Linked DNA regions of Homo sapiens: region 2 is linked to region 1. A link is an interaction called in ENCODE POLR2A ChIA-PET data of the cell type or tissue named here. Cell type or tissue: CD4-positive, alpha-beta T cell. All regions are shown on one strand. Each heading gives the region's core, and the rest is flanking DNA. Links, peaks and the distances in the headings are about the cores only. Region 1 has its middle 34 kb from the start of SULT1E1. Region 2 holds the start of UGT2A1 (UDP glucuronosyltransferase family 2 member A1 complex locus).

What was found. Peaks named below come from ENCODE experiments on the same cell type or tissue, not always from the same donor. Only the 100,000 strongest peaks of a DNase experiment are listed, where the experiment ranks them.
Region 2: POLR2A ChIA-PET joins it to region 1 with 5 read pairs; 1 of 35 experiments calls an interaction of 5 or more read pairs at or near these places.

What each region holds. Positions count from the first base shown.
Region 1 is chr4:69,817,778-69,834,250 of GRCh38, forward strand. It overlaps a transcript of SULT1E1 not described here. Among named protein-coding and RNA genes, the nearest start is that of SULT1E1, 34 kb to the right of the region's middle. RefSeq lists enhancers at 13,242-13,331, 14,814-15,108 and a silencer at 14,070-14,249. In CD4-positive, alpha-beta T cell, for the core only: CTCF peaks have their summits at 5,784 (motif pointing left) and 5,986; a DNase peak (open chromatin) is centred at 5,774.
Region 2 is chr4:69,652,650-69,669,122 of GRCh38, forward strand. It overlaps UGT2A1 (UDP glucuronosyltransferase family 2 member A1 complex locus), which reads right to left and starts at 598. Exons shown (of 7, transcript NM_001252275.3): 1 at 539-598. RefSeq lists an enhancer at 3,675-4,874. In CD4-positive, alpha-beta T cell, for the core only: no CTCF peak of the experiment used is centred there; a DNase peak (open chromatin) is centred at 8,682.

The DNA.
Region 1 (16,473 bases), core at 4,659-7,158:
ATGTTTACCATTGTATAATAATTTTGATCATTAAGTTACCACTTTAGGATATACTGAGAAGTATTAGTAGGTGTAGTGAATTCTTATAATTTTACGTTTCTTCTGCATCCATTTGAATATAAGCCACACTTTATCATACCAGAAGCAGTAGGCACCCTTGACACAGTTTCCAATTCTCTGCCCCCCTCAGTCCCTCAGTGTGGTGACCACCTCCCTATGGGACAGCAAGAGACAACCTACTTACTCACCCCACTAATGTGCACACCCTACATGGACTGCACAGATATGCTGCAGGGACCATCTCTCAGTCACAGTGTGCACATGAAACTTGCTCTTGCTTGCCATGAACCCACCAATTAAAACTTCCTGTGGGAAACCTGCTTGGGTAAATCTCTGAACCCCACTAAAGGATTTGGCCACAACTCCCTCCCTCTTTCTCTCCCTTGCTCCCCACTTGCAGACTGAACACAAGTGTCCTGGACAGCTCCCTCCTTCCCTTTGGTGCTGTGCGGGGCATACTGCCCTCTTCTCTTTGGATCTGTAAGTAATAAACTACCTCAGTTATTTTATGTGTTTTGTTGATTTGCTACTCTGTGTCTGTCTGATTGACACACCCAAGTCTAACTTCTTTCCTAGTCAGAGCTTTCACAGATAATGGTTATCTTGGTAGGAATAAACTTGACATTGATCAGATAAGAGCCACAGGATTGTCTGCCAGTGTAAACAAATTTCCTATGAGAGAGACACCTGGTCTCAGATCAGATCCTTAAGCATTAGATTGTCCACCAGAATAAAGAAGTATCCTGTGAAAAGCACATTGTAAACATCCACATCCAAATACTCTGGAGCCCCAACAGGGCACAGCTAAATTTTATAGCCATTCTCCTGAGAGAGACCTCAAGACCAAATTTAAAAAAAGATAGACAGAGTCCCACTCAGAATGAAATTAAGATATTCTAAATGATTATTCAAAACAAACACAACAGTGCATATATTATATTTTTAATCTTCATTTAAGAATCTACTAGGTTTAGTTTTATAATCCAATTTTAAGGCTACTCTGTCAACAAGTGGCAGAGTAGATTGGATTGGAACCCAGATAGTTTGACTCCAAGGCCTGCAATCTTAATTACTATTCTATACTGTGTTGTAAACATTGAAAAGACAAAAAAATACAAGGTTACATAAGAGAAGTGCCAAACTATGGTGAGGTGGTTGGCAAAGCTATAATAAAGGCTTTTGACCATGAAATTTGGTTAAATGAAGGTACAGAAGAGTACTCTAGATTGAAAAGATAGGAAAACAGTATCATATTTGGCTCAATATCTCATACAATGAAGTACATTATAAATATATGAGAGTGTATACTCATATGTGAGGTATATACTAAAGAGCATATTAAATAACTTAGAAAAGCTGAATCACACTACCAATTTGTTTTAATAATATTTGTCCTTTAGTACTCACATATTTTACCTAATTATATAAAATGTAAAATTTAATTTGCAATCATTTCTGATGGGAGAAATTATACATTTTGAACCTTATTTCATGTGTGAAAACCATTATGAAATACATTTTAACTTGATTAATATACAGTTCTTTGTAACTTCTGAAATATGTGATTTGTGAATATATGTGATTATGGAGCACACTTTGAAGGGGAAAAATCAAATAAACATGTTTTAATATTTCCTGAATCTGGTTTAAATTTTGTATATGAGTTCAATATTCTAGATTAGCATGATTATTCCTAAAAGACTCACAACCAAAGTACGTATGGAAGAAATGTAGTCAAATTAAACTTACCTTTAAATTCCTGAGAGCTTTTAATAAATATTCTCAGATGAAGAATCAAAGAGAAAAATTCATTAAAATGATAGTGCCCTTGAGTGGTATATAACTTAATATGTGAAAGAAATTGAGTTGTTGAAAGCTCAGGAAATGTTGAAAGAAGATGATTGTTTCCCTTAGGCCTCTTCTTTGTTTACTTCTCTGAACGTGTCCCTTGAAATATAATGTCCTCTGGAGTATAATTATAAGACCTTGGGAACAATGCAACATTCCACATGTTGATAATAGTCAGGGTTAGTCTATGTTAACCTGAACAAAACTATTGACACGCATATTCATTAATGAGTTAAAATAAGCAAATATTGTACCAAAAGATATTATGTGCATTAACCATGAAAAGTGAATACTAAAGTGATAATAGTCAATTCATTATTCTCCTAAAAAGTGATATTTTTATATTCAACAGATCCTTGACATAGACAGGACAGATTTTATTAACTCCTTTTTAAATATGTAAAAACTAAAATATTTTAATAGTTGGAATGCTGTTAATTTCTGGGGCTCTTCTAGGCATAAGATTGAGAGCCTGAAAAGAGGCATTTGGGTCCAGTTCTTCCACAAACCAGCAGTACGACCCTGAGCTACATATCTCATATTGCTGAGCCATATTTTACTTGTCTAAAATAATATGAGAAATGTATAAAATGATCACTTCAGTTTGTTTTCTTTCTTTCTTTCTTTTTTGCCTTTTAGTGAATCTTTTTAAAAATTATTATTATATTTTAAATTCTGGGGTACATGGGCAAAACATACAGGTTTGTTACATAGGTATACGTGTGCCATAGTGGTTTGCTGCACCCATCAACCCATCATCTACATTAGGTATTCCTAATGCTATCCCTCCCCCACCACTCCCCAACCCCCGACCGGCCCCAATGTGTGATGTTTCCTCCCTGTGTCCATGTGTTCTCATTGTTCAACTCCCACTTATGAGTGAGAACATGTGGTGTTTGATTTTCTGTTCTTGTGTTAGTTTGCTGAGAATGATGATTTCCAGCTTCATCCACGTCCCTGCAAAGGACATGAACTCACCCTTTTTTATGTCTGCATAGTATTCCACGATGTATATGTGCCACATTTTCTTTATCCAATCTATCATTGATGGGCATTTGGGTTGGTTCCAAGTCTTTGCTGTTGTGAGAAGTGCCACAATAAACATACATGTGCATGTGCCTTTATAGTAGAATGGTTTATAATCCTCTGGGTATATACTTAGTAATGGGATTGCTGGGTTAAATGGTATTTCTAGTTCTAGATCCTTGAGGAATCACCCACACTGTCTTCCACAGTGGTTGAACTAATTTACGCTCCCACCAATAGCGTGAAAGTGTTCCTATTTCTCCACATCCTCTCCAGCATCTGTTGCTTCCTGACTTTTTAATGATCACCATTCTAACATTATACAAATCTAAGTAAAATGAATGTTCTTTGATTACTAAATTATATACTTCAATAAATCACAACAGCAGAAACAAGAAACAAATGAAGAGTTGAACAAAACACCCATTTATTGCTAGAAAATTCCAACAGAATATCATCAGTTAAAACACTGTTTTTTAATAAATCCCAATGTTTATAGAATTTATAAAAACTTAAAATTAATGCAAAACTATCCTACGTTTTTCACACAATGTTCAGCGGTTTATCACTGTAATAAATAACCCAATTTCATATCTTATGATTACAGTTTGTTTAATAGTCTGTTGATACCTAAGAATAAGGCTGTATTATTTTTCCATACACTATACCTTATAAAAAATCTTAGTTCATGTTATCAAATTTGATTGGCATAAAACATGGAGCAACATTAAGACACAGATATGAAAGGGCTGGATTTGAAGTTAGAACTATTCTTCCCTTATGCAGCCAAATTATCTGTCATTTGAATATCCTTTGCTTTTCTTCACTTTTCTCCTGTCAGTTAATACAGAAGACAGTTTCTCTATCAATGAAGATCCATGGCCATCATATCTAGATCATTCCATCCTGACAGATACTTTCATTCGTGTGTCTCTAAACTCCAATCCTTAGCAGGATGCTCTCCTTCCTAGCATGGGAACCTCAGGCTACCCAGCTGTCCCTGGCTACTTTTACGTGTGCATTAAACAATGTAACCATGGTTATATTAAAGCTATGATAGTAAATATGTTTTAATTCTAATCTCTTAGTTTCCATTTCCTATTTTCTGTCATATCAAAGAAATGTAATTTAAAGCTTTTGGGTAAATGGGAAAGAAATATTAAAAGCTCATAACCATTACATTGAGGTTTGATAATTAAATCAACAGATATTATAACTGACATATCAGAACTATATAGTTGTAATAGTTAGGTTGTTGTTAATTATGTATAGTTGCTCACTTGTGAACTATCCAGATTGAATAACTTGGAAAAGCAAGAATGGTCCTTCTATGCTCTGGATCAATATTAATCTAGCTATAGCAATGGAAAAGAACAAACATTTATACATTACTTTTTATTAAACTAATATCAATTAGGTTTTATGTAATTATTGTGATATAATTAATTCCCTCAACAATTCTGTTGTTGGTAGACAATGAAACAGATCAGGGTAACTTATTCATTTAATCCAACACCAACTTTTAAGGTAGGTACTATTATTACCATTTCACAGGTAAAGATACTGAGGCTCTAAGTTAAACCATTTGCTTAGTTTGCAGGAATAATAAATAAAGGAGACATTGGTGGCTCACACATGTAATCTCGGCACTTTTGGAGGCCAAGGCAGGAGGATGACTCGAGGCCAGGAGTTCTAGACCAGCCTGGGCAGCATAGCAAGACCCCATCTCTACACAAAATACTAAAAATTAGCCAAACGTGATGGCATGCACCTGCAGTCCCAGCTACTCGGGAGACTGAGAGGCTTAGGTGGGAAGATCATTTGAGCGTAGAAGTTTCAGGTTACAGTGAACTGTGACCATGCCAACCTGGACCCTGTCTGTAGAAAAAGAACAGAAAAGGAGTCAAGAATTACTCTAGGTTCTGTACTGCAAGATTTTTACTACTTTGTTATGGTGTTTACTGTCTACAATCACTTTTATTCATCCCCATCTTGTTTTATGGTCACTTAATTACATGGTTTGTCTTCTTTCTAGACCCTAAGTTATTTGAATGTGGAATCCATTTCTGATTTAGCTTTCCCCCTCGACCGTTGTATTTGTCATAAAGAACTGCTGTACATGGGAGATGTTTAGAAGAATATGTATTGCACAAATAAAGAAAAAAGTGAAAAAAAATGGTCCTGCAAAATTAATGTAGAGCAGAGGATAATGTTTATTTTACTTTTTACAACAAAATGGCCCTGAAAGGCCGTGCTGAGTATATCCATAATTCCCTGTGGAATTATGATGTGGTATGAGGAAATACAGCAGTTGCTTTGGTGCTATTGCTGCAGAAAAATCAGGAGGGCAAGAGAGACCTCAGGGTAAAGCAGGAGAATCTTTATTGAGTGCACTCAGACCCAGCAGACTCAACGTCCAAAGACTGGGCCCCAAACAAAGACAAGGTTTTGTTTATATACCTACTCCTAAGTGGTGTGAAAACTAATGTACAGAAGCAAGACAAAGGCACTTAATCAGGCTATGACAGGCTGATAACTCAGGTTTAGTATAGCCCTCACCATGCAGCCCAGATGGTCGTTATCTGGGCCACTATTTCAGGTACAACTAGCCTCCCATTGCAGAATTTTCACCATTCTCCTTCAACGTAGCTTCCATTTTCCTGAGCAAACTAAGCTCTTTCATTTGGAGTGTAGCTTAGGGTCTCCGAGAGGGGGATCTCTGGGAGGAGAGGCATAGTTAAGGCTTCCTCTTTAGAAGGTGGAGTCATCATTGCAGCCCACTTTGCCTTTGTGTCTGCCTTTCTATTTCCTTTAGCCTCTAATGTTCCTGCCCTCTGGTGCCACCTACAGTGCATCACTGCCACCTGCTTTGTGGCCCATACGGTGTCTAAGAGCTGTAGAATTTCTTCCTGTACTTTGTTTATTTTCCTCCAGCAGTTAAAAGTCCTCTTTCTTTGTAAATAGCCCCATGAACATGCCAAGTGGAAAAGCATATTTAGAGTCTGTGTAAATATTTGCCTTTCGGTCTTTTGCTAGCTGGAGAGCCCTTCTCAGAGCTATTAGCTCTGCTATCTGAGCAGAAGTTCCTGTAGGCAAAGACTGTGCCTCTACTACTGAGTCCAAAGTCACTACTGCATACTCCGCTCAGTGGACCCCCCCTAGAATGAAGCCGCTCCTATCAATAAAATATTCAATGTCCGGGTCCCTGAGGGTCTGATCTGTCAAATCTCTCTGGCTTGAGAACATTTCATCTACCACATCCACACGGCAATGAAGGGCACTTCCTGGCACTGACTCATTGGGGAGCAAGGTAGCTGGGTTTAGAGTATTCACAATCTCTAAAGTTATTCAGGGATTTTCATATAAGAGCCCTTGGTATTAAGTCATTCTCGGATTTGATAACCAATGGTACCCCCTTTGGTCCATCAAAGTTACACCTGAGTGCGGTACCTGGATTGTCAGTTGCTGTCCTAAAGTCAGTTCATTAGCTTCCTGTGCCAGCAGAGCAGTGGCAGATAGTGCCTTAAAACAAGGAGGCCATCCAAGTGCCACAGAATCTAACTTCCTGGATAAGTATGCCACCAGGCAGTGCCATGACCCTATGACTTGGGTTAGGATCCCTATGGCCATTCCTTTTCACTCATGGACATAGAAAAAGAAAGGCTTAGTTAGATCTGGCAGCCCTAAAGCTGGAGCCTGAGTCAAGGGTCCTTTGATTTCTTTAAAGGCCTTCTCCTGGTCAGTCTCCCAGAGGAGGAGCTCCTTTTTTCTCACTTTGTGGCTTCACATAATGGTTTAGCCATGAGCAAGAAATTTGGGATCCAGACGCAGCAGAACCCTGCTGCCCCTAGTGAGAGGTGAAGCCAGCCGGGGTTCTTGGTCGGGTGGGGACTTGGAGAATTTTTGTGTCTAGCTAAAGGATGGTAAATGCACCAATCAGCACTCTGTGTCTAGCTAAAGGATTGTAAATGCACCAATCAGCACTCTGTAAAGCACACTAATCAGCACTCTGTAAAATGGACTAATCAGCACTCTGTAAAATGGACCAATCAGCACTCTGTAAAATCACCAATCAGTGCTCGGTAAAATGAACCAATGAACAGGACGTGGGCAGGGCCAAATAAGGGAATAAAAGCTGGCCACCAGAGCCAGCAGTGGCAACCCGCTGAGGTCCCTTTCCACCCTGTGGAATCTTTGTTCTTTACCTCTTCACAATAAATCTTGCTGCTGCTCACTCTTTGGGTTGCTCTTTCGGGTCACTACTTTTAAGAGCTGTAATATTCACTGTGAAGGTCTGCAGCTTCACTCCTGAAGTCAGTGAGACCGCTAACCCACCAGGAGGAACAAACAACTCCAGATGTGCCACCTTTAAGAGCTGTAACACTCACTGCGAAGGTCTGTGGCTTCACTCCTGAAGCCAGCGAGACCATGAACCCACCAGGAGGAACAAACAACTCCAGATGTGCCACTTTAGGAGCTGTAACACTCACTGCGCAGGTCTCTGGCTTCACTCCTGAAGCCAGCAAGACCACGAACCCACCAAAAAAGAAATTCCGGGCACATCTGAACATCTGAAGGAACAAACACACAATCTTTAAGAACTGTAACACTCACCGCGAGGGTCTGTGGCTTCATTCTTGAAGTCAGTGAGACCAAGAACCCACTGAAAGGAACCAATTCTGGACACATTTTGGCAACCGTGAAGGGACAATCACCAAGTGGTGAGTAGCATCAGACCCCTTTCACTTGCTATTCTGTCCTATTTTTCCTTAGAATTCGGGGGCTAAATACCAGGCACCTGTTGGCCAGTTAAAAGCAACTAGCATGCCTGCTGGACTAAAGACACGGGTGTCAGGCTTTCTGGGAAAGTGTTCTCTAACAATCCCCGACTCTCGGAGTTGGGAGCATTGGTTTCCCTGGAACCAGTTTCTGCTTTTCCTGTACTTCTGGGCTGAGCCGAGTGTCAATAGAGAGGAAAGCCATTCAGCTCCGGGGTCCCGACAACAAGTCGGTTGACCCTGCAGCCATAAGCGAAACTCTGAAAGTCATGTCGCCTAAGTGAGACTCGCCCATCTATCCTATCTATCCTGACCCTTGCCTCCTGGGTCCTAATGCCTGTCAGACAAACTTCCTCTTGCCTCTCTTCTCCGAGGCTAGTCCCACTTCTAAAAACCACTCCCTGTTTCTGGTGCTTTTCTAGTTCCTCCTATAAGAATGATTTCTAGTGTAAACTCGAGGACTCTATTCCCTTCTTTAGGCACCCAGGCTCACTAATTGGAAAGACATAATTTTTGCCCAAAGCCCCATTGTAGGGGGTATTATCTGGAATTTTAGGGTCCCTCCTCAGACAAGCAGGCCTAACAAAAGCTATTCCTGAAGCTAGGATATGGGGAGCCTCAGAAACTGTATTCTTCCTATTCATATAAGTGAGGAAAAAAGGCGTCACTCTTCCAACCCTGGAGATTCCTTCCTTCCCTCAGGGTATGGCCCTCCACTTCATTCTGGGGACATAACATCTTTATAGGATGGGGTAAAGTTCCAATACTAACAGGAGAATGCTTAGGACTCTAACAGGTTTTCGAGAATGTGTCGGTAAGGGCCACTAAATCTGATTTTTCTCAGTCCTTTTTGTGGTCTAGGAGGACAGGCATGGGTGCAGGTTTTTGAGAATGTGTTGGTAAGGACTGCTAAATCCAACATTCCTCGGTCCTCCTTGTGGTCTAGGAGGAAAACTAGTGTTTCTGCTGCTGTGTCAGTGAGTGCAACTATTCCGATCAGCAGGGTCCAGGGACTGTTGCGGGTTCTTGGGCAGGGGAGAAACAAAGCAAAACCACAGGTGGTTTTTTCTTTCAGATGAGAAACACTCAAGCACCAACAGGCTCACCCTTGAAATGCATCCTAACTCATTGGGACCAATTTGGCCCACAAACCCTGAAAAAGAGGTGGCTTATTTTTTTCTGCACTATGGCTTGGCCCCAATATTCTCTCTCTGATGGGGAAAAATGGCCACCTGAGGGAAGTATAAATTATAATACTATCCTGCAGCTTGACCTTTTCTGTAAGAGGGAAGGCAAATGGAGCAAAATACCTTATGTCCAAGCTTTCTTTTCATTGAAGGAGAATACACAACTATGCAAATCTTGCAATTTACATCCCACAGGAGGACCTCTCAGCTTACCCCCATATCCTAGCCTCCATATAGCTCCCCTTCCTATTAATGATAAGCCTCCTCTAATCTCCCCTTCCCAGAAGGAAACAAGCAAAGAAATCTCCAAGGAACCACAAAAATCCCCCAGCTATCGGTTATGTCGCCTTCAAGCTGTAGGGGGAGGGGAATTTGGCTCAACCCAGGTACATGTCCCCTTCTCCTATTCTGATTTAAAGCAGATCAAGGTAGACCTGGGGAAGCTTTCAGATGATCCTGATAGGTACATAGATGTCCTACAGGGTCTAGGGCAAACCTTCTATCTCACTTGGAGAGATGTCATGCTATTGTTAGACCAAACCCTGGCCTTTAATGAAAAGAATGTGGCTTTAACTGCAGCCCGAGAGTTTGGAGATACCTGATATCTTAGTCAAGTAAATGATAGAATGACAGCTGAAGAAAGGGACAAATTCCCTACTGGTCAGCACGCTGTCCCCAGTATGGATCCCCACTGGGACCTCGACTCAGATCATGGGGACTGGAGTCGCAAACATCTGTTGACCCGTGTTCTAGAAGGACTAAGGAGAATTAGGAAAAAAGCCCATGAAATATTCAATGATGTCTACCATAACTCCGGGAAAGGAAGAAAATCCTTCTGCCTTCCTCAAGCAGCTACAAGAGGCCTTAAGGAAATATGCTCCCCTGTCACCTGACTCCTTCGAGGGTCAATTGATCCTAAAAGATAAGTTTATTACCCAGTCAGCCACAGATATCAAGAGAAAGCTCCAAAAGCGAGCCCTGGGCCCTGAACAAAATCTGGAGGCATTATTAAACCTGGCAACCTCGGTGTTCTATAATAGGGCCAAGAGGAACAGGCCCAAAAGGAAAAGCGAGATCAGAGAAAGGCCGCAGCCTTAGTCATGGCCCTCAGACAAACAAACTTTGGTGGTTCAGAGAGGACAGAAAATGGAGCAGGCCAATTACCCGTGAGGGCTTGTTATCAGTGTGGTTTACTAGGACACTTTAAAAAAGATTGTCCAATGAGAAACAAGCCACCCCCTCATCCATGTCTGCTATGCCAACCCCTCATTCATGTCTGCTATGCCGATGCAATCACTGGAAGGCACACTGCCCCAGAGGGCAAAGGTTCTTTAGGCCAGAAGCCCCCAACCAGATGATCCAACAACAGGACTGAGGATGCTTGAGGCAAGTGCCAGCACATGTCACCCTCACTGAGTCCCAGGTACATTTAACCATTGATGGTCAGGAAATTGTCTTCCTCCTTGACACTGGTGAGGCCTTCTCAGTGTTAATCTCCTGTCCTTGATGACCGTCCTCAATAAGGGAATAAAAGCTGGCCACCCAAGCCAGCAGCGGCAACCCACTCAAGTCCCTTTCCATGCTATGGAAGCTTTGTTCTTTCGCTCTTCACAATAAATCTTGCTGCCACTCACTCTTTTGGTCCTCACTACCTTTAAGAGCTGTAACACTCACAGTGAAGGTCTGTGGCTTCACTCCTGAAGTCAGCAAGACCATGAACCCACCAGGAGGAACAAACAACTCTGGACATGCCACCTCTAAGAGCTGTAACACTCACTGCAAAGGTCTGCAGCTTCACTCCTGAAGTCAGCGAGACCACAAACCCACCAGAAGGAAGAAACTCTGGACACATCTGAACATCTGAAGGAACAAACTCTGGACACACCACCTTTAAGAACTGTAACAGTCACTGCAAGCTTCCGTGGCTTCATTCTTGAAGTCAACAAGACCAAGAACCCACCAGAAGGAACCAATTCTGGACACACTAGGAACTCTCTTATTTGTCACCAGGTGGTTGGAGTAGGAAGTGCACAAACAGCCTGCTTCCATTCACTACCGAGCCATCTTTTCCCTTGGCTTATATAGAAGCCTAAACACTGGACACTTTCAGAGCAGATTTGAGCCTTTTTCCCTGACACTTTATATCCTGCCTTCCATAACATGTGCAGGAGTCCCCTGATAGCAGTCCTCTTGGGTTGGGGCTGCTAGAAGGAGATCATCAATGTACTGGAGCAAGACACAGTCACTGCTCGGTGAGGTGCAGTCTTTAAGATCTGAGGCCAGTGTCTCTGCAAAGATTGTGGGAGAGTTCTTAAATCCCTGTGGGAGTCTTGTCCAAGTGTACTGTGATTGACCCCACTGGAAAGCAAAAATAGTCTGACTAATCGGTGCCAGCTGGAGGCAGAAAAATGCATCCTTTAAATCTAGGACTGTAAAAACCAAGTGGCACTTGCTGGAATATGTCCCATTAAAGTATACAGGTTTGGCACCACTGGGTGGATGGTCACTATAGCTTGGTTTACCGCATGCAAATCCTGCATTAGCCTATATTCACTAGACAGCTTCCTCACTGACAAGAGAGGGGTATTCCACAGTGACTGGCATTTGACTATGATTCTATGCTTATGAAGTCGCTCTAAGTGTTTGTGGATTCCCCATATGGCCTTGGAAAGTAGTAGTGGGTACTGATGGACCCAAACCAGAGTTGCTCCTGGTTTTAAGTCCACTACAATTGGTGCCTGATTTACTGTCAGTCCAAGCAGGTTACTTTCAGCCCGAACTCTGGGAATTTTAGTAAGTAATGTGTGCATATCATTTACTCCTGCTTCCAGGGTCTTTTCTGCATATAGCCTCCATTCCTCAGCTTTCAGGACAGTAAGGGTTAACACCATAGCCTATGGGTGAGCTAGGTTTAAAGTTACATTCCCTTGCCACCCAAATGTAATCTGTGCCTGCAGGTTTTGAAGTAGGTCTCCTCCCAGCAAAGGAACTGGACAATTTGGAAGGTATAGGAATTCATGTTGGACTCCTTGTCCTCCTATTACACATCTCTTTGACCGATAGAAAGGCCTTCTTTCTGAAACTCCAATGGCTCCTACAATGGTTGCACAGTTCTTGGATAGTGGCCCTATAAGTCAGGTCACTACCAAATGCTCAGCCCCAGTATCTACCATAAAGTCCATCAACTGGCCCCCTACTTCCAAAGTGATCATAGGCTCCTGGAGGCCCAAAGAGATGGAGCCTGGTCTGTCCTAGTCCTCATATCCCTCAGCCCCTGCCAGTCCAATCAGATCAGTGGTTAGTCCTGGGTGTGGTATCCCCCTGCTGGTGGCCTTCCCATACGATGGCCCAGACCATTCTCCTTGTTATCATTCTCTGGACACTTGTCCTTCCAGTGTCCTTTCCTTTTTCACTGGGTCCATTGATCTCTTTCTAGTCTCAGCCAACTCTCAAATCCCTGTCCAGTCTGGCCTCTTCCACACCCATGTTTGTGTCCCCTTGCAAAGCCAGCTTCCCTTCCTGTAAGGGCTGCTGCCAGCAAATCAGCCTTTTTCTTAAGCCTTCAATTAGCCTCCCTCTTTGCCTCCTGATTTTGGTTAATGTACACCTTGGTGGCTACCTCAATAAGCTGAGTAGCATTCATGCTCATGAAATCTTCCATCTTCTGCAATGTTTACCTAATATTGCCCTGGGCCTGCCCTATGAATGATGTATTTACCATATGCTGATTTTGAGTAGCCTCAGGGTTGAACAGGGTGTACAACCGAAATGCCTCACAAAGTCTTTCGTAAAACTGGCTTGGTCTTTCATCTGCTCCTTGGAGCACCTCTGAGATTTTTTCCTGCATTGGCTGCTTTTCTCCCACCATTTTTTAGCCCATGCAGGATTGCCTCTCAGTACTGCTGCAGATGCTGCAGCTGGGATGCGTCATTTGGGTCCCAATTGGGGTCTGTTTCAGGGAACTGGCCCTGCGCATATGCCTGGGCATTAACTGTGTCTGCAGGAGCATTTGCTTCTAGCCACTGGAGGGCTGCCTGTGTCAGTCTCTGGCACTCTTCCATATTAAACAGTGTCAGAAGAAGCTGTTTCCAATCTGGCCAGGTTGGATTGGTTGTCTGAATAATGGACTGCATCAAGTCTATAAAAGCCTGTGGCTTCTCTGTGTAGGAGGGAGCATGATGCTTCCAGTTCATGAGATCAGTGATTGAAAAGAGCTGGTAAACAAAAGCTCACTCTGCCCCCTGGATGTGGCCATGCTCTTGATAATAGACAGGTCCTCTCATTTCCTGAAGAGCAATTTGCATGACTTGGGCACGGCCAGACCTGAGACAGCCTACCTGACTTTCTAGGCTTTCCGCCCTAACTTTCTGTAGCTCTGATTCCTCCTTCTCAGGTGAGGCTGGGAGCATGTACCCACTCGGATTTAACTCCTTGTGGGCAGCTGGGGCAGTTGGCCTCACAGATGAACCAGCAGCAAAAGCAGTTGGTCTTGGTAAAGGGGGGTTGATTGGAACCTAAGGAGGATGAGGAAATTCTGTTTCCTCCTGAGGTGCCTGTAAAACTCGTTTATCTTGCCTTTCCTGTAGCTTTTTCTTTTTCTCTGCAGCTGCCAGCATGGCTGATTTTACTTTTGGGTTCGGCTGCTTGGGCCACTAGTGTCTTACAATATGCTGCCAAACAGGGTTGCAACCATGCTGGTCAGTTTTATATAATATTGAGGCATGAATTGATATAGGGGAATTGGTCTGGTTACCCTTGCTGTCCCCCGACCCTGGTCACCACCTTAAATGCCCGGCCTATTGTCTCCCTATCTATAATATCCTCGGCCAGCCAACTGACACCAATAGAGGGCTATTCTAATTCACAGAGAGTTCTCAACCTTTGGGGGGTCAGTTTAATTCCATAATCCCCTGAAAAAACTTTCTTAAAATTATTTAACGTACATTCCAATGGAGTGGGTTTCAACAACTGTCCCCACATTTCCTCCCTTTACGATGTGCACTCGCTCTTTCTTTTCTGACCGACCAGACCGTCTCCTATTACGGGAGTTTTCAGATGCTGCTTAGCTAGGAGAGTTCCTTATTCCCACCACGGATGCTGCAGCCAGGGGGCAGCTCCTATTAGCCAGATGTGGATTGTCACTAGCCCAGGTCGGTCCCACACCGCTCGGAGCACACAGTCCACACTAAGAGATCTGTGTCTCCCCACATTACTTCCTGCGTTAGTCCCTCCCAGAACCATCTCTCACGCAGTTTCACACACTTCCCCTCTCCCAGTTCCCTTTTCTAACTGACTTAGCAATCCTCTCTCACATACCATGTCAGTTGGGGTATAAGTTTCATCTGAATTGCAGAGCCACTCTCACCTCCAGCCTCTCTGGGTCAAATTAGTGGTTATACCTCGGGAGGTGATCAAGCTCCTCTTCTGTCCTTACGGGACAGGTCCTGCCTTGAGCCCCAAAACCTTACCACAGTTCAGTAGAGCTGCTTCTGGGATTGTCCTGTAACCCCTTCCAGGTTCTGTTGCACTGTTAGGGGAGGGGCGCCGGAGAAGCAGGAGAGCCGATCTCCCCTTCAGGTTGAGGTTCTCCCAGTGGCATGCTTGGGGTAACTGATCTCCCATGGCTGGGAGCCCCAGACCCACAGGCAAAGGAGACAGCCAATCTGTCATCTCTCCCTCCTGGCTGGCGCACCAGAAATGTTGCAGAAAAATCAGGAGGGCAAGAGAGACCTCGGAGTAAAGCAGGAGAATCTTTATTGAGTGCACTCAGACACAGCAGACTCAATGTCCAAAGACTGGGCCCCGAACAAAGACAAGGTCTTGCTCATATACCTACTCCTAAGTGGTGCGAAAACAAATGTACAGAAACAAGACAAAGGCACTTAATCAGGCTATGCCAGGCATATAACTCAGGTTTAGTATACCCCTTACTATGCAGCCCAGATGGTCATTATCTGGGTTAGTTCAAAGTTCAAAGGAGTTTCACAAATACTCATCTTGCGACCCCCCCACCATGGCGTCCAGCTGGCTGTAAGCTAGACCTGCTCAGGCACGTCTGGTGACCTTTGTTACACTGCTTAGATGAAAAAGCAGGAACCTACAATCATTAACTATAGGGAAAACAAGAACTCATAACACTTACAGAGCAAGGAGCAAGATATAGTTACATAGCAGACGGCATGGGATTCGAGGGGGAAGTTTACTTACACTAAAGGAGAGATAGGAGAACTTATCTCCTCACATCTCTATATTGAGGGAGTGCTGGGAAAGTCTTCAGGGCACATCCCTTTGAGCTCTGGCCCTTAGATAACGTTATCAAAACTTTGCCTGTTACTGCCTTTGAAATGAGTCTGCCTAACACAGGCAGCTTGTTTTATTTTTTTCTTTTAATTTTTATTTTGCTTTTCTTTCTTTAATATCCTGCCTCACTATATGTGCCTAAGTACAAATTATGGTTCTGCAATTTATATGGAACCCTAGGCATGATACTTGGTTTCCTCATCTAAAACATATTATGATGTTTTAGATGAGGGATATGATACCAGTCAACATTGTTGATATGAGGATTAAAATGTAATAATATGTAAAATACCTAGTTTCATGTGGCTGCATGGTGTACACTCAACATCTTAGCATGAAAATTGTTTTCAGGCATAGAAAGCATCTCTAGTATTACAATAGAGTGGCCAGAATAGGCATGCTTTTGGAATACAATGTAATTTCCTAATAACAGACTTCTTACTTGTACAGCTAACTTAGGTAGAATTTCCACGCATGACTGAAATTGCTAAGGAACTTACTGTCTGGTTCCTTCATAAACAATTGAAGGCAAGTATCAATCTGAAATTCTGAGTAGTTTCTTATGCAATTTATACCATGCCAAGAGGTAAGTTGAGAAGCTTTGCCAACAAATAAAGGGACAGTGAAGAACATCAAAACAGATTATAAGCTTAAGTAGCACATGCCTTTTCTTGCCATTTTCCACTAATAATTTACTGAATATTAACCATAGGCAAAGTACTACCAGTTCTCTCCACTCTTTCACACTTTCACAGTCAATCTACTTGTAGGAACTTATATTCCTGCTGTTTCTATTGCTTTTCCTCCCTTTCATGGCACTAACCCATGGAGACATTGATTCTTCTCCCACCATCTCACTACTCCACTATCATTTGCAAATAATTCTATGTTAAAAGCCATCAAAGAATAATCACATTTGTTGTTAAATTTAAAGCCAATACTTTCTTTTTAATTGTATTTGCCTTCCCTATAGCATTTGACCATTTTACCACTCCATCCTTTGAAATGTTCTTTGTAGCTTAGCTTTAGTTGTACCAGTTTCTTCTGGTTTTCCTCCTTTATCTTGAAACATTTTGTTTTGGGGGATTTGTTATTAGTGACCTCATTTTCTTCTGCCCATTCCCTACATATTGGTAATTATCCAGATCCTACTCCTTCCAAGCTACAAGCCTTCTTTTCTGATAATGCTACACTTTCTCCTATATCCACTTCTACATTTAAGTCTCCTGAGCTCCAGGTTTGTATAGTAAGCTGCTTACTGGACATCTTCCTTA
Region 2 (16,473 bases), core at 7,688-10,187, 160 kb before region 1:
TTTAAAGTAAATAGATTTTAAAATAAATATTTAAAAATCCATTAAACAATATTAAGAAAATAAAATACCCACTAAAGATGACATCTCACATCCTCTCATTCATGTGTTGTCTTAAGGACCACAGTGGTCACTTGTGTACATTATTCTTGTCTTCACCATATATCAGTATAAAGTTTCTTATTTGTCACTTTATGTGTCATCTAATGAAGGAACAAACAACTCTCCACTGGTAGGAACAAAAGGCATGAGAAGAATCCCTAAAGAGGACTTTGAGTTCACACTTAGACAAAACTCTCAACTTACTGCTCTGTCCACACAGTTCCCTCGATATCTGTAAAATTATTTTGAAGTATAAAATCTGGGAGAAAAATCCATCAAATTATAAAGTAGAACTAATAATGCTTTCATGGGTAAGCAATGAAACAAACCAAAAGGTAAACCAGCGTTTTAAAGATTGATATTTCTTTAAGAAGAGAATGGAAAATAAATTAAAATATACATTTTATATTGATTATCATGAAGTTTTCTAGTTTCTTACCTGAAGTTTCCTGGAGGAACTTTAACAGCACTCATTTGACATTAGGAAGAAGCCGAATGTAAATAAATCCTAGGTGGATAAGCATAATATAATGAGTAATATGATCTTAAATGGAAAAAAGATTATGTAAAGTTGTTTATACTTAACATTTTCCACCCACTACACTGTGAAGCAGATTAACCTTTTGTCAAAGGTGTAACCTTCTGTTGGTTCCCTAGCAACTATTTGCCCTGAATTTTGCATTTACTATCATGGTCTCTGCCCCTACCCCAACTAACCAAGTATGCCAGGATATATCTAAAATAAGATTGACAATAATTAGTAATCTTGAGATTGTTATGAATAAGTATGAGCAATTAATATCCCTCAAACTTATGAAACAAACAATTATTATATTATTATGAAAAAAGTTTTAAAAATTAAAATGTCTTTATTTTTATTTATATATATATATTTTCCTGATTCATGATGATGAAAGTGGGTGGTTTGATTGATCTTTGCCATAAATAAAGAAGATAGTAATTTAGATAATGAAATAACTTTTTTAGAGTTGCACACCTTCATTATGCACCATCCTTGGGGAATAAAATTACTGCTGTTTCTTTGTGCAAATATTTTGAAGTAGCAAAAAATAACTTAGTATGTTTTTTGGCATAGCATCCCAAATATGTCATATTTAGTAATAACTAAGTACTGAGATAGAACATCACCACTTGTTGTTTTTGCTGATAAGCAAACTTATGGAAATGTGGAAATAAATTTCATACAGCTGATAAGTATGGCATAGTCCGGCAGAGACACACTTTGTATGATAACATTGAAGAGGAAATAAAGAAGAACAGTGGAGGCCCCAAGCAAGTCTTTAAGTTCAAGTCAGCTTGGATTGCATACATCTGACTACAAATATTCATCAATTCATGGAGTGCAAGTTCAATCTTGATAAAAGAGAAGTAATGTGTGTGTTTCATACAATGATTTCTCCATTTTGAATAGCTAATGTAATTAACTTCTCAGCTAAATAAAATGAGTCTTCATGCAAATATTTCAACATGAGCCCTCAAATAGAAACTTTTCTGAGTCTTTACACTTGCAGTAATATATCTTTTGCCTTCACACTTGGAACACAGCATGGGTGTTAATTAATATTTTTAATTCCTGTAGTTTTCACTCAAATCTATTTGATCATACTCTATTATCTTTTTATAATCCCAGTCACAAATACACACACACACACACACACACACACACACATTCCTTTTAAGCCAAATAATTGATAACTAATTTTTTTTTAAAAAAGCTTCTTTTCTGTTTGGTTCTCTGTACTGTAAAATTTATATCAAATATATTAACTGTAATATAAAAGTTTTTTTGCTTGTCCAAGATTTTTACTTGCTACAGGTGGTTAAATTTCTATCTAGGACAGAATGAGCAAAGCCAGTAACTGAAAATATTGAACAGCATGATTCCCAACTAGACAAAAGAGAGACTCGAAATAAGAAAAATTTATAATGAACACTGGACACAGTAGGCCTGAAGACTCCCTATGATTCCAATATATTTCTAGGTGTAAAAGATTACTGTTATTCTACTCACCCTCCCATGAAGACTAACAGGCTTCATGGGACTAACTCTATAACAAGAAAATATTTTAAATTGGTGAAGCTTTTCTTGGAAATGACTCATTTTACCCAATTCAATGACAACAATTTTCACCACTTATAATTAATGAGAAATACTGAATAAAGTATCATCAACTTCAAGGTTAACCAATAAACTTCTTTGTAAAACAACCATATTTCATACCATGTATGATAATAATTTTTATCAATGTTTAAAAAGCATTTTGAAAAATTCATGTCAAATGTTTTCTTTTCATTTTAATTTCTGAGTTATTTTTCCTATGTGTATCAGTTGTGTATTGCTGTGAAAAAAGTCACTTCAAATTTAGTAGCTTCAACCAACAATCATTTTATTTGCTACCAATTTTTTGGGTGAGAAGTTTGTGCTGGGCTCAGTTGGACAGTTCTACTGATTTCCCTGTATATACCTCATGCAGCAAAAGTCATCCTGGTGGTTCTATGTGATGGTTAATTTTTGTATCGACTTGGCTGGATGATAGTCCCCAGATATTTGGTCAAACGTCATTCTAAATATTTCTGTCTATGTGTTTTGGGAATGAGATAATATTTTACTGGATTATTCTTCACAATGCGGGTGGGCCTCATCCAGTTAGTTGAAGGCCTTAATAGACAATAATTGACATCAGACCTAAGTAAGAAGGAATTCTGCCAGCAGACTGCTTTTGGACTCAAATTGCAACTCTTCCCTGAGTCTCAAGCCTGCTGGCCTACCTTGCATATTTTGGACTTACCAAGCTTCCACGACTGTATGAAGCATTTCCTTAAAATAAATGTACATATCTGTCTCTCTACACACATACATATATACACACTCTCACACACATCCTGTTGGTTCTCTTTCTCTGGAGAACCCTAACACACTCCACTCAGACAGATTGTCTAAGGTGGCTTCACTTAAGTTTTGGATATCGACTCTTGCCGTCACTCTCTTGAAACAATGTTCTTAGACTCTCATGTAAAGAAACTCCATCTAGCTGCACCCTGGCACTGTCCCAAAAAAGTGAGGATAATACCTGCAAGGTTTCTTAAGGATTATGCCTTGAAGTCATATTTTACTTCTGTAGAGTTCTATTAGATCAAACAAGTTACCTGGCCAAGCCTAGGGTCATAGTGGGAGAATTTTGAGGGCCATATGGCAAACAGCCCACCATACAATACATTCTCAAATGGCTTCTCAAATTTTACATTCTTGTGAATGATTCTCTCTTCTTGTGATTAATTTTACACACATTACTTCAATATAAATTTTTATCTCATTGCATTTTCAGTTTTTTTGTAATTTCACATTTATGGTACTCTTACAATGTGCCATGTGCTATTCTAAGTATTTTATGTAGATTAATTTAATTCTTACAACAACCTTTTGAGGTAGGTAATACTATTTTGTTCCCATTTTCAGATGAAAATGCCAAGGCATAGAAAGCTTATGTAACTTGCCCAGTAACACTCAGAGACTTAATGTCACAACCAGTACTTAAATGTATACTATCTGACTACAGGGTATGCATGCTTAGTCATAATGTTATTAAAATATCATTTGTGATGACTGAGGCATCATGGCAGATAGGAGGCAGGACTAGATTGCAGTTCCAGACAGAGCAGGAGACAGAGGCTTGCACATTGAATTTTAGCTCCAGATCGACTGCAAGAGCAAACCGGTAATCCTGAGAGGACCCACAGATCCTCTGCCGGAAGCAGACTGTTTCTGCAGGACCAAGGAGACACCACAGATACTGTGGGTGTCCCAACTGCAGAAATTGGAAAGGGAGACCCTTCTCTTCCAAACACACACCCCACTGGAGAAGCTGTTTCTGACTTTACCTGGAGCTGAGTCAAGTTAGAGAGCTGAGCCAAGTGAAATACAGGGGTAGGGGAAGTAGCGGAAAGACCCTGGGAGCTCGCTGGGTCCCCCAAGCAGCCCATACCTGCCTGGCACCACAGGGATCCACTGGGAGGTTGGCCAGAGAAGTAGGGGGTAAAATACCACAGGCAGAAGGAATTCTCTAGCTAAACTCTGTAACAATTTGAACGGGGCATGAAGCCTCCTGGCCAGTACTTCAAGGAGGGTGTGAATCCAGCATGCAGACCTCACAGGCAGGGGGGAAAACTAAAGCCCTTTTCTTTGGCAGCCGGGAGGTGGAAAGCCTCAGGCAAGTTTTCAAGCAGGGCTCACCCTCCACCTGGAAACAGACTCCAGGTTGTTGAGGGGGACACGGTGGGAGTGAGACTGGCCCTTCAGCTAGCATGTGAACTAGGTGAGGCCTGTGACTGCTGGCTTTCCCCTACTTACCTGACAACCTACATGACTCAGCAGAGGCAGCCGTACTTCTCCTAGTGTGTCCGGAATTGGTGGGTTCTTGGTCTCGCTGTCTTCAAGGATGAAGCCGCGGACCCTCACGGTGAGTGTTACAGTTCTTAAAGATGGTGTGTCCGGAGTTTGTTCCTTCTGATGTTCGGACGTGTCTGGAGTTTCTTCCTTCTGGTGGGTTCGTGGTCTCACTGACTTCAGGAATGAAACTGCAGACCTTCGCGGTGAGTGTTACTGTTCTTCAAGGCAGCGCGTTTGGAGTTGTTAGTTCCTTCCGGTGGGTTCATGGTCTCACTGGCTTCAGGAGTGAAGCTACAGACCTTTGCAGTGAGTGTTACAGCTCTTAAAGACGGCGCAGACCCAAAGATTGAGCAGCAGCAAGATTTATTGTGAAGAGTGAAAGAACAAAGCTTCCACAGCGTGGAAGGGGACCCCAGCTGGCTCGGATGGCCTGCTTTTATTTCTTTTTTTTTTTTCTTTTTCTGACTATGTAAGTATCACATTTATTATTTTAAAATAAGAAATGCACAAAGATGGCAAAATAATTTGGAAATTATTTCTAATTCTACCATGTATAAATTATCACTGAATATTTCGGTAAACATTCATCCAGAGTTTATATTAATACAAATACACACACACACACACACACACACACACACCACATCCTGCTGATTGGTCCATTTTGACAGAGTACTGATTGGTGCATTTACAAACCTTTAGCTAGACACAGAGCGCTGATTGGTGCATTTACAATCCTTTAGCTAGACACAAAAGTTCTCCAAGTCCCCTACCAAATTAGCTAGACACAGAGTGCTGACTGGTGCGTTTACAAACCTTTAGCTAGACACAGAGTGCTGATTGGTGCATTTACAAACCTTTAGCTAGATACACAGTGCTGATTGGTGCATTTACAAACCTTTAGCTAGACAGAAAAGTTCTCCAGGTCCCCACCTGACCCAGAAGCCCAGCCAGCTTCACCTCTCAATGGCACTCACTGTGGGACTTTGCAGCACCTAGCCCGGGCACTCTGGCAGCCCAGAGGGAGCTCGTTCCCTGATCAAGCCCAGCAGGCTCTGACCAGCTGCACCCGTGGAGTCCACGCCCACTGGGAACCCGTGCCGGCCCACAAGCACCACAAGCAGCCCTCGCTCCAGCCTGCTCCTCTCCCTCCACACCTCTGTGTGAGCAGAGGGAGCCAGCTCTGGCCTCAGCCAGCCCCAGAGAGGGGGCCCCCACAGCACAGTGGTGGGCCAAAGGGCTCCTCGAGCTTGGCCAGAGCAGACGCCAAGGCCGAGGAGGTGCCGAGAGCAAGTGAGGGCTGCTGGCACGTTGTCACCTCTTGCTAGGTACACAACTCCAGTGACCTGGGAGTCTCACTCCCATCTCCAACAGCAGCTGCAGCAAGACCCGCCCAAGGAGATGCTGAGCTCGCACACACCTATACTACCCCCACCTGATGGGCCTTCCCTATCCACTCTGGTAGCAGAAGACAAAGGACATTTAATCTTGGGAGTTCTGGGGTCCCATCCACTGTGGGTATCTCTTCACACTACTACAGCTGATGCTTTCTGGAAAGTGCCATCTCCTGGCAACAGGCCAAGCAGCACAAAAATGATCATTAAACCACCAAAGCTAGGACCCTCACAGAGTCCAATGCACCTCTGCCACCTCCAATGGAACAGGCACTGGTATCCACAGCTGAGAGACTCATAGATGGTTCACATCACAGGACTCTGCAGACAACCCCCAGTACCAGCCCGGAGCTGGGTAGACTCACTGGCTGGCTAGACCCAGAAGAGAGTTAACAATCATTGCAGTTGGGCTCACATGAAATCACATCCACAGGAAAAGGGGGAGAGTACTACATCATGAGAACACCCTGTAGGACAAAAAAATCTGAACAGCAACCTTTGGCCCTAGACCTTCCCTCTGACATAGCCTACACAAATGAGAAGGAACCAGAAAACAAACCCTGGTAATATGACAAAACTAGGCTCTTCAACACCCCCAAAAAATCACACTAGCTCACCAGCAATGGGTCCAAACCAATAAGAAATTCCTGATTTACCTGAAAAAGAATTCAGGAGGTTAATTATTAAACTAATCAAGGAGGCACCAGAGAAAGGTGAAGCCCAATGCAAGGAAATCCAAAAATATGATACAAGAATTGAAGGAGAAATATTCAAGGAAATAGACAGCTTAAAGAAAAAACAATCAAAAATTCAGGAAACTTTTGGCAGACTTTAAGAAATGTGAAATCCTCTGGAGAGTCTCAGCAATAGAACTGAACAAGTAGAAGAAAGAAATTCAGAGCTCAAAGACAAGGTATTTGAAGTAACCCAATCCAACAAAGACAAAGAAAAAAAGAATAAGAAAATATGAACAAAGTCTCCAAGAAGTCTGGGATTATGTTAAACAACCAAACTTAAGAATAATCAGTGTTCCTGAGGAGGAAGACAATTCTAAAAGCTTGGAAAACATGTTTGGGGGAATAATTGAGGAAGACTTCCCTGGCCTTGCTAGAGACCTAGACATGCAAATACAAGAAGCATAAAGAACACCCAGGAAATTCAGTGCAAAAAGATTTTCACCTACACACATTGTCATCAGGTTATCCAAAGTTAAGATGAAGGAAAGAATCTTAAGAGCTGTGAGACAGAAAAACCAGGTAACCTATAAAGTAAAACCTATCAGGTTAACAGCAGATTTTTCAGCAGAAACCCTACAAGCTAGAATGGATGGGGCCCTATCTTCAGCTTCCTCAAACAAAACAAGTACCAGCCAACAATTTTGTAGCCAGCAAAACTAAGCATCATATATGAAGGAAAAATTCAGCCATTTTCAGACAAACAAATGCTGAGAATTTGCCATTACCAAGCCACTGTAAGAACTGCTAAAAGGAGCTGTAAATCTTGAAACAAATCCTGGAATCACATCAAACAGAACATCTTTAAAGCATAAGTCAGACAGAACCTATAAAACAAAAATACAAGTTTAAAAGCAAAAACAAAAAAAACAAAAATAACCAAAGTACACAGGCAACAAAGAGCATGATGAATGCAATGGTACCTCACATTTCAAAACTAACATTGACTGTAATTGGCCTAAATGCTCCAATTAAAAGATACAGAACCTCAGAATGGATAAGAACTCACCAACCATCTCCTGCCTTCAAGAGACTCACCTAACACATAAGGACTCATATAAACTTCAAGTAAAGTGGTAGAAAAAGACATTTCATGCAAATGGACACCAAAAGCAAGCAGGGGTAGCTATTCTTATATCAGACAAAACAAACTTTAAAGTATGAGAAGTTAAAAGGGACAAAGAGGATCATTATATAATGGCAAAAGGCCTTGACCAGCAGGAAAATATCACAATTTTAAACATATATGCACTTAACACTGGAGCTCCTAAATTTATAAAACAATTATTAATAGACCTAAGCAATGAGATAGAGAGCAACACAATCATAGTGGGGGACTTCAATACTCCACTGACAGCACTAGACAGATCATCAAGACAGATAGTCACCAAGGAAGCCATGGATTTAAACTACACCTTGGAACAAATGGACTTAATAGATAGATAGATAGATAGATAGATAGATAGATAGATAGATAGATAGAACATTTCATCCAACAACTGCAGAATGCACATTTTATTCAACAGTGCATGGAATTTTCTTCAAGTTAAACCATGTGATAGGCCATAAAATAAGCCTCAATACATTTAAGAAAATTGAAATTGGAGTTTGCTGGAGGTCCACTCCAGATCCTGTTTGCCTGGATATCACAAGTGGAGGCTACAGAACAACAAATACTGCAGAATGGCAGATGTTGCTGCCTGATCCTTCCTCTGGAAGCTTTGTCTCAGAGGGGCACCTGGCTGTCTCAGTCAGCCCCTACTTAGAGGTGTCTCCCAGTTAGGCTACTTGGGGGTCAGGGACCCACTTGAGAAGGCAGTCTGTCCGTTCTCAGATCTCTAACTCCATGCTGGGAGAACCACTATTCTCTTCAAAGCTGTCAGACAGGGATGTTTAAGTCTGCAGAAGTTTCTGCTGTCTTTTGTTCAGCTATGCCCTGCCCCCAGAGGTGGAGTCTACAGAGGCAGGCAGGCCTCCTTGAGCTGCTGTGGGCTCCACCCAGTTCGAGCTTCCTGGAAGCTTTGTTTACCTACTCAAGCCTCAGCAATGGCAGACACCCCTCTCCCAGCCTCACTGCTGCCTTGCACTTTGATGTCAGACTGCTGTGCTAGCAGTGAGCAAGGATCTGTGGGCAGGGGACCCTCCAAGCCAGGTGCAGGATATAATCTGCTGGTGTGCCATTTGCTAAGGCTGTTGGAAAAGAGCAGTATTAGGGTGGGAGTGTCCCAATTTTCCAGGTACCGTCTGTCTCAGCTTCCCTTTGTTAGCAAAGGGAATTCCCCAACCCCTTGCACTTTCTGGGTGAGGTGATGCCCTGCCCTGCTCCGTGGGCTGCACTCACTGTCTGACAAGCACCAGTGAGATCAACCCAGTACCTCAGTTGGAAATGCAGGAATCACCCATCTTCTGCATTGCTCACACTGGGAGCTGCAGACTGGAGCCGAGGGTCCTGACTGTTAGAAGGAAAATTAACAAACAGAAAGGACATCCACACCAAAACCCCATCTGTATGTCACCATCATCAAAGACCAAAGGTAGATAAAACCACAAAGATGGGGAGAAACCAGAGCAGAAAAGGTGAGAATTCTAAAAATCAGAGCGCCTCTTCTCCTCCAAAGGAACACAGTTCCTTGCCAGCAACAGAACAAAGCTGGACGGAGAATGACTTTGATGAGTTGAGAGAAGAAGGCTTCAGACAATCGGTAATAACAAAATTCTCTGAGCTAAAGGAGGATGTTCAAACCCATCACAAAGAAGATAAAAACCTTGAAAAAAGATTAGACGAATGGCTAACTAGGATAACCAGTGTAGAGAAGTCCTTAAATGACCTGATGGAGCTGAAAACCATGGCATGAGAGCTAGGTGATGCATGCACAAGCTTCAGTAGCCGAATCGATCAAGTGGAAGAAAGGGTATCAGTGATTGAAGATCAAATGAATGAAATGAAGTGAGAAGAGAAGTTTAGAGAAAAAAGAGTAAAAAGAAATGAACAAAGCCTCCAAGAAATATGGAACTATGTGAAAAGACCAAATCTACATCTGATTGGTGTACCTGAAAGTGATGGGGAAAATGGAACCAAGTTGGAAAACACTCTGCAGGATATTATCCAGGAGAACTTCCCCAATGTAGCGAGGCAAGCCAACATTCAAATTCAGGAAATACAGAGAATGCCACAAGGATACTCCTCAAGAAGAGAAACTCCAAGACACATAATTTTCAGGTTCACCAAAGTTGGAATGAGGGAAAAAATGTTAAGGTCAGCCAGAGAGAAAGGTCGGGTTACCCACAAAGGGAAGCCCATCAGACTAACAGTGGATGTCTCGGCAGAAACTCTACAAGCCAGAAGATAGTGGGGGCAAATATTCAGCATTCTTAAAGAAAATAATTTTCAACCCAGAATTTCATATCCAGCTAAACTAAGCTTCATAAGTGAAGGAGAAATAAAATCCTTTACAGACAAACAAATGCTGAGAGACCTTGTCACCACCAGGCCTGCCCTAAAAGAACTCCTGAAGGAAGCGCTAAACATGGAAAGGAACAACCAGTACCAGCCACTGCAAAAACATGCCAAATTGTAAAGACCATCAATGCTAGGAAGAAACTGCATCAACTAATGAGCAAAATAACAAGCTAACATCAAAATGACAGGGTCAAATTCACACATCATAATATTAACCTTAAATGTAAATGGGCTAAATGCTCCAATTAAAAGACACAGACTGGAAAATTGGATAAAGAGTCAAGACCCATCACTGTGCTGTATTCAGTAGACCCATCTCACGTGCAGAGACACATATAGGCTCAAAATAAAGGGATGAAGGAAGATCTACCAAGCAAATGGAAAACAAAAAAAGGCAGGGGTTGCAATCCTAGTCTCTGATAAAACAGACTTTAAACCAACAAAGATCAAAAGAGACAAAGAAGGCCATTACATAATAGTAAAGGGATCAATTCAACAAGAAGAGCTAACTATCCTAAATATGTATGCACTCAATACAGCAGCACCCAGATTCATAAAGCAAGTCCTTAGAGACCTACAAAGAGACTTAGACTCCCACACAATAATAATGGGAGAGTTTAACACCCCACTGTCAACATTAGACTGATCAACGAGACAGAAAGTTAACAAGGATATCCAGGAATTGAACTCAGCTCTGCACCAAGTGGACCTAATACACATCTACAGAATTCTCCACCTCAAATCAACAGAATATACATTCTTCTCAGCACCACACCACACCTATTCCAACATTGACCACATAGTTGGAAGTAAAACACTCCTCAGCAAATGTAAAAGAACAGAAATTATAATAAACTGTCTCTCAGACCACAGTGCAATCAAACTAGAACACAGGATTAAGAAATGCACCAAAAACTGCACAACTACATGGAAACTGAACAACCTGCTCCTGAATGACTACTGGGTACATAAAGAAATGAAGGCAGAAATAAAGATGTTCTTTGTAACCAACGAGAACAAAGACACAACATACCAGAATCTCTGGGACACATTTAATGCAGTGTGTAGAGAGAAATTTATAGCACTAAATGCCCACAAGAGAAAGCAGGAAAGATCTAAAATTGACACCCTAACATCACAATTAAAAGAACTAGAGAAACAAGAGCAAACACATTCAAAAGCTAGCAGAAGGCAAGAAATAACTAACATCAGAGCAGAACTGAAGGAGATAGAGACACAAAAACCCCTTCAAAAAATCAATGAGAGGGGAGGAGCCAAGATGGCCGAATAGGAACAGCTCCGGTCTATAGCTCCAAGCGTGAGCGACACAGAAGACGGGTGATTTCTGCATTTCCATCTGAAGTACCGGGTTCATCTCACTAGGGAGTGCCAGACAGTGGGCTCAGGTCAGTGGGTGCGCGCACCATGCGCGAGCTGAAGCAGGGCAAGGCATTGCCTCACTCGGGAAGTGCAAGGGGTCAGGGAGTTCCCTTTCCGAGTCAAAGAAAGGGGTGACGGACACACCTGGAAAATCGGGTCACTCCCACCCGAATATTGCGCTTTTCTGACCAGCTTAAAAAACGGTGCACCACGAGATTATATCCCGCACCTGGCTTGAAGGGTCCTACGCCCACGGAGTCTCGCTGATTGCTAGCACAGCAGTCTGAGATCAAACTGCAAGGCGGCAGCGAGGCTGGGGGAGGGGCGCCCACCATTGACCAGGCTTGCTTAGGTAAACAAAGCAGCTGGGAAGCTCGAACTGGGTGGAGCCCACCACAGCTCAAGGAGGCCTGCCTGCTTCTGTAGGCTCCACCTCTGGGGGCAGGGCACAGACAAACAAAAAGACAGCAGTAACCTCTGCAGACTTAAATGTCCCTGTCTGACAGCTTTGAAGAGAGCAGTGGTTCTCCCAGCACGCAGCTGGAGATCTGAGAATGGGCAGACTGCCTCCTCAAGTGGGTCCCTGACCCCTGACCCCCGAGCAGCCTAACTGGGAGACACCCCCCAGCAGGGGCACACTGACACCTCACACGGCAGGGTATTCCAACAGACCTGCAGCTGAGGGTCCTGTCTGTTAGAAGGAAAACTAACAAACAGAAAGGACATCCACACCAAAAACTCATCTGTACATTACCATCATCAAAGACCAAAAGTAGATAAAACCACAAAGATGGGGAAAAACAGAACAGAAAAACTGAAAACTCTAAAACGCAGAGCGCCTCTCCTCCTCCAAAGGAACACAGTTCCTCACCAGCAACGGAACAGAGCTGGATGGAGAATGACTTTGACGAGCTGAGAGAAGAAGGCTTCAGACGATCAAATTACTCTGAGCTACGGGAGGACATTCAAACCAAAGGCAAATAAGTTGAAAACTTTGAAAAAAATTTAGAAGAATGTATAACTAGAATAACCAATATAGAGAAGTGCTTAAAGGAGCTGATAGAGCTGAAAACCAAGGCTCGAGAACTACGTGAAGAATGCAGAAGCCTCAGGAGCTGATGCGATCAACTGGAAGAAAGGGTATCAGCAATGGAAGATGAAATGAATGAAATGAAGCGAGAAGGGAAGTTTAGAGAAAAAAGAATAAAAAGAAATGAACAAAGCCTCCAAGAAATATGGGACTATGTGAAAAGACCAAATCTACGTCTGATTGGTGTACCTGAAAGTGATGGGGAGAATGGAACCAAGTTGGAAAACACTCTGCAGGGTATTATCCAGGAGAACTTCCACAATCTAGCAAGGCAGGCCAACGTTCAGATTCAGGAAATACAGAGAACGCCACAAAGATACTCCTCAAGAAGAGCAACTCCAAGACACATAATTGTCAGATTCACCAAAGTTGAAACGAAGGAAGAAATGTTAACGGCAGCCAGAGAGAAAGGTCGGGTTACCCTCAAAGGGAAGCCCATCAGACTAACAGCGGATCTCTCGGCAGAAACTCTACAAGCCAGAAGAGAGTGGGGCCAATTTTCAACATTCTTAAAGAAAAGAATTTTCAACCCAGAATTTCATATCCAGCCAAACTAAGCTTCATAAGTGAAGGAGAAATAAAATACTTTACAGACAAGCAAATGCTGAGAGATTTTGTCACCACCAGGCCTGCCCTAAAAGAGCTCCTGAAGGAAGCGCTAAACATGGAAAGGAACAACCAGTACCAGCCGCTGCAAAAGCATGCCAAAATGTAAAGACCATCGAGACTAGGAAGAAACTGCATCAACTAATGAGCAAAATCACCAGCTAACATCATAATGACAGGATCAAATTCACACATAACAATATTAGCTTTAAATGTAAATGGACTAAATGCTCCAATTAAAAGACACAGACTGGCAAATTGGATAAAGAGTCAAGACCCATCAGTGCGCTGTATTCAGGAAACCCATCTCACGTGCAGAGACACACATAGGCTCAGAATAAAACGATGGAGGAAGATCTACCAAGCAAATGGAAAACAAAAAAAGGCAGAGGTTGCAATCCTAGTCTCTGATAAAACAGACTTTAAACCAACAAAGATCAAAAGAGACAAAGAAGGCCATTACATAATGGTAAAGGGATCAATTCAACAAGAAGAGCTAACTATCCTAAATATATATGCACCCAATACAGGAGCACCCGGATTCATAAAGCAAGTCCTGAGTGACCTACAAAGAGACTTAGACTCCCACACATTAATAATGGGAGACTTTAACACCCCACTGTCAACATTAGTCAGATCAACCAGACAGAAACTCAACAAGGATACCCAGGAATTGAACTCAGCTCTGCACCAAGAGGACCTAATAGACATCTACAGAACTCTCCACCTCAAATCAACAGAATATACATTTTTTTCAGCACCACACCACACCTATTCCAAAATTGACCACATAGTTGGAAGTAAAGCTCTCCTCAGCAAATGTAAAAGAACAGAGATTATAACAAACTGTCTCTCAGACCACAGTGCAATCAAACTAGAACTCAGGATTAAGAATCTCACTCAAAACTGCTCAACTACATGGAAACTGAACAACCTGCTCCTGAATGACTACTGGATACATAACGAAATGAAGGCAGAAATAAAGATGTTCTTTGAAACCAGCGAGAACAAAGACACAACATACCAAAATCTCTGGGACGTATTCAAAGCAGTTTGTAGAGGGAAATTTATAGCACTAAATGCCCACAAGAGAAAGCAGGAAAGATCCAAAATTGACACCCTAACATCACAATTAAAAGAACTAGAAAAGCAAGAGCAAACACATTCAAAAGCTAGCAGAAGGCAAGAAATAACTAAAATCAGAACAGAACTGAAGGAAATAGAGACACAAAAAACCCTTCAAAAAATTAATGAATCCAGGAGCTGGTTTTTTGAAAGGATCAACAAAATTGATAGACCGCTAGCAAGACTAATAAAGAAAAAAAGAGAGAAGAATCAAATAGACACAATAAAAAATGATAAAGGGGATATCACCACCAATCCCACAGAAATACAAACTACCATCAGAGAATACTACAAACACCTCTACGCAAATAAACTAGAAAATCTAGAAGAAATGGATAAATTCCTCGACACATACACTCTCCCAAGACTAAACCAGGAAGAAGTTGAATCTCTGAATAGACCAATAACAGGAGCTGAAATTGTGGCAATAATCAATAGTTTACCAACCAAAAAGAGTCCAGGACCAGATGGATTCACAGCTGAATTCTATCAGAGGTACAAGGAGGAACTGGTACCATTCCTTCTGAAACTATTCCAATCAATAGAAAAAGAGGGAATCCTCCCTAACTCATTTTATGAGGCCAGCATAATCCTGACACTAAATTCAAATTAAGACACAAAGGCCATTATCTTTACTACAATTAAACATGTGCTTAGAGGTATAGATGAGAAAAGTTAGGCAAAAGAAGACAATCAGTTATGTCAAAAATGGAGAGGGAGAGGTAATTTATCTTTAGTTGCAGTTCATATGGAGGAATATTTGGAAAACTATTATAAAGTTCAAGAGAGTATATAGAGCAAAATAATAAGATATAAAGTTTAAATTGAGATATGTGTAGAATTTTATACAATAAGAAAGATAAGTTGTTCATAATCTAATTAAAAAGATAAAATAACTAAGCATAAATTTAACAAAGCATATACAAAATCTATATGAGGAACAATTTTAAACACTTTAGAAATACACAAAATAGTCACTTTTTATTAAATTAAATTAGTGATATTCTTCCAATCTTCTTTAACTTCTAATTTTCTCTTCCATTTTCAGTCTCTGTACTTTGAGCACTCAAAGAGTATTGCTTATAATATAATCTGTCAATACTGCCTAATATTTGGAGATATGTGATAATGCAATATGGTAAAGAAAAAATAAAAACTAAGGGTGACATTTATATCTTTACTTATTTTAGCACAGCTGGAAAAAATCCCTATGTTTATCAGGTAGCATTTTTATATTCTACTTACCCAATATATGAGGTTTTAGAACTTTGTCAAATTCTATAGAATATTAAATAAGAGGAAAGCTGAAGTTCAGAACAATGGTCTTTTGACAGCTAACCTGCCTTCTCATATGGAAAAATAACAAGTAAATGTTTTCCTTTTTTTCTTAGGAAATTCTAGCTGATTTTATAACTGGTAAATTAATCTTTGCTATCCTTATGTCCTCTAGAAACAACCATGCAGATATCAAACCATGCAATACGAACAACACCAAAAAAAAAAAAAAAACCTTGGTATTGGGTTCTCCATTTTTTTAAGACATTAAATTTTGTATTCATTTAAGTGTATTTTACAAGAGATGGAACAAGATGGTGGAATAGAAAGCTCCATCGATCTTCCTCCACACACACATCACAAGGACACCAAGTTAACAAATATCTACGCAGAAAAAAAATCTTTATAAAAAAAATCAGTTGACCACTCATAGTACCTGCTTTTAACTTTGTATCATAGTTACATAGTACCTGCCTTTAACTTTGAAAGAGGCATTGAAGAGATTAAAAAAAAAAAAGTCATGAATTGCAGATTCTACCCCTCCTCACTCCACAGCAGCAGTGTGGTGTGGAGAGCACTTCTGGGCACTGGAGGAGGAGAACACAGCAAGAGTGAGGCATTGAACTCAGAATAGAAAGTAAACCCAGACCAAACTCAGCTAACACCCACTCACAGAGGGAGCATTTAAACCAGCCCTGGTCAGAGGGGAACCACCAAGTCCAGTGGTCAGAACTTGAGTGCCTGCAAACCTCACCACAGAGGACTACAGTGCTCTGTATCTCCAAGTAATCTTGAAAGGCAGTCTAGGCCATAAGGATTGCAACACTTATGTGAGTCCTACTGCTGTACCAGGCCCAGAGACCATGGACTGGGGCTCGTGTGACATATTGAGATAAGTTAGG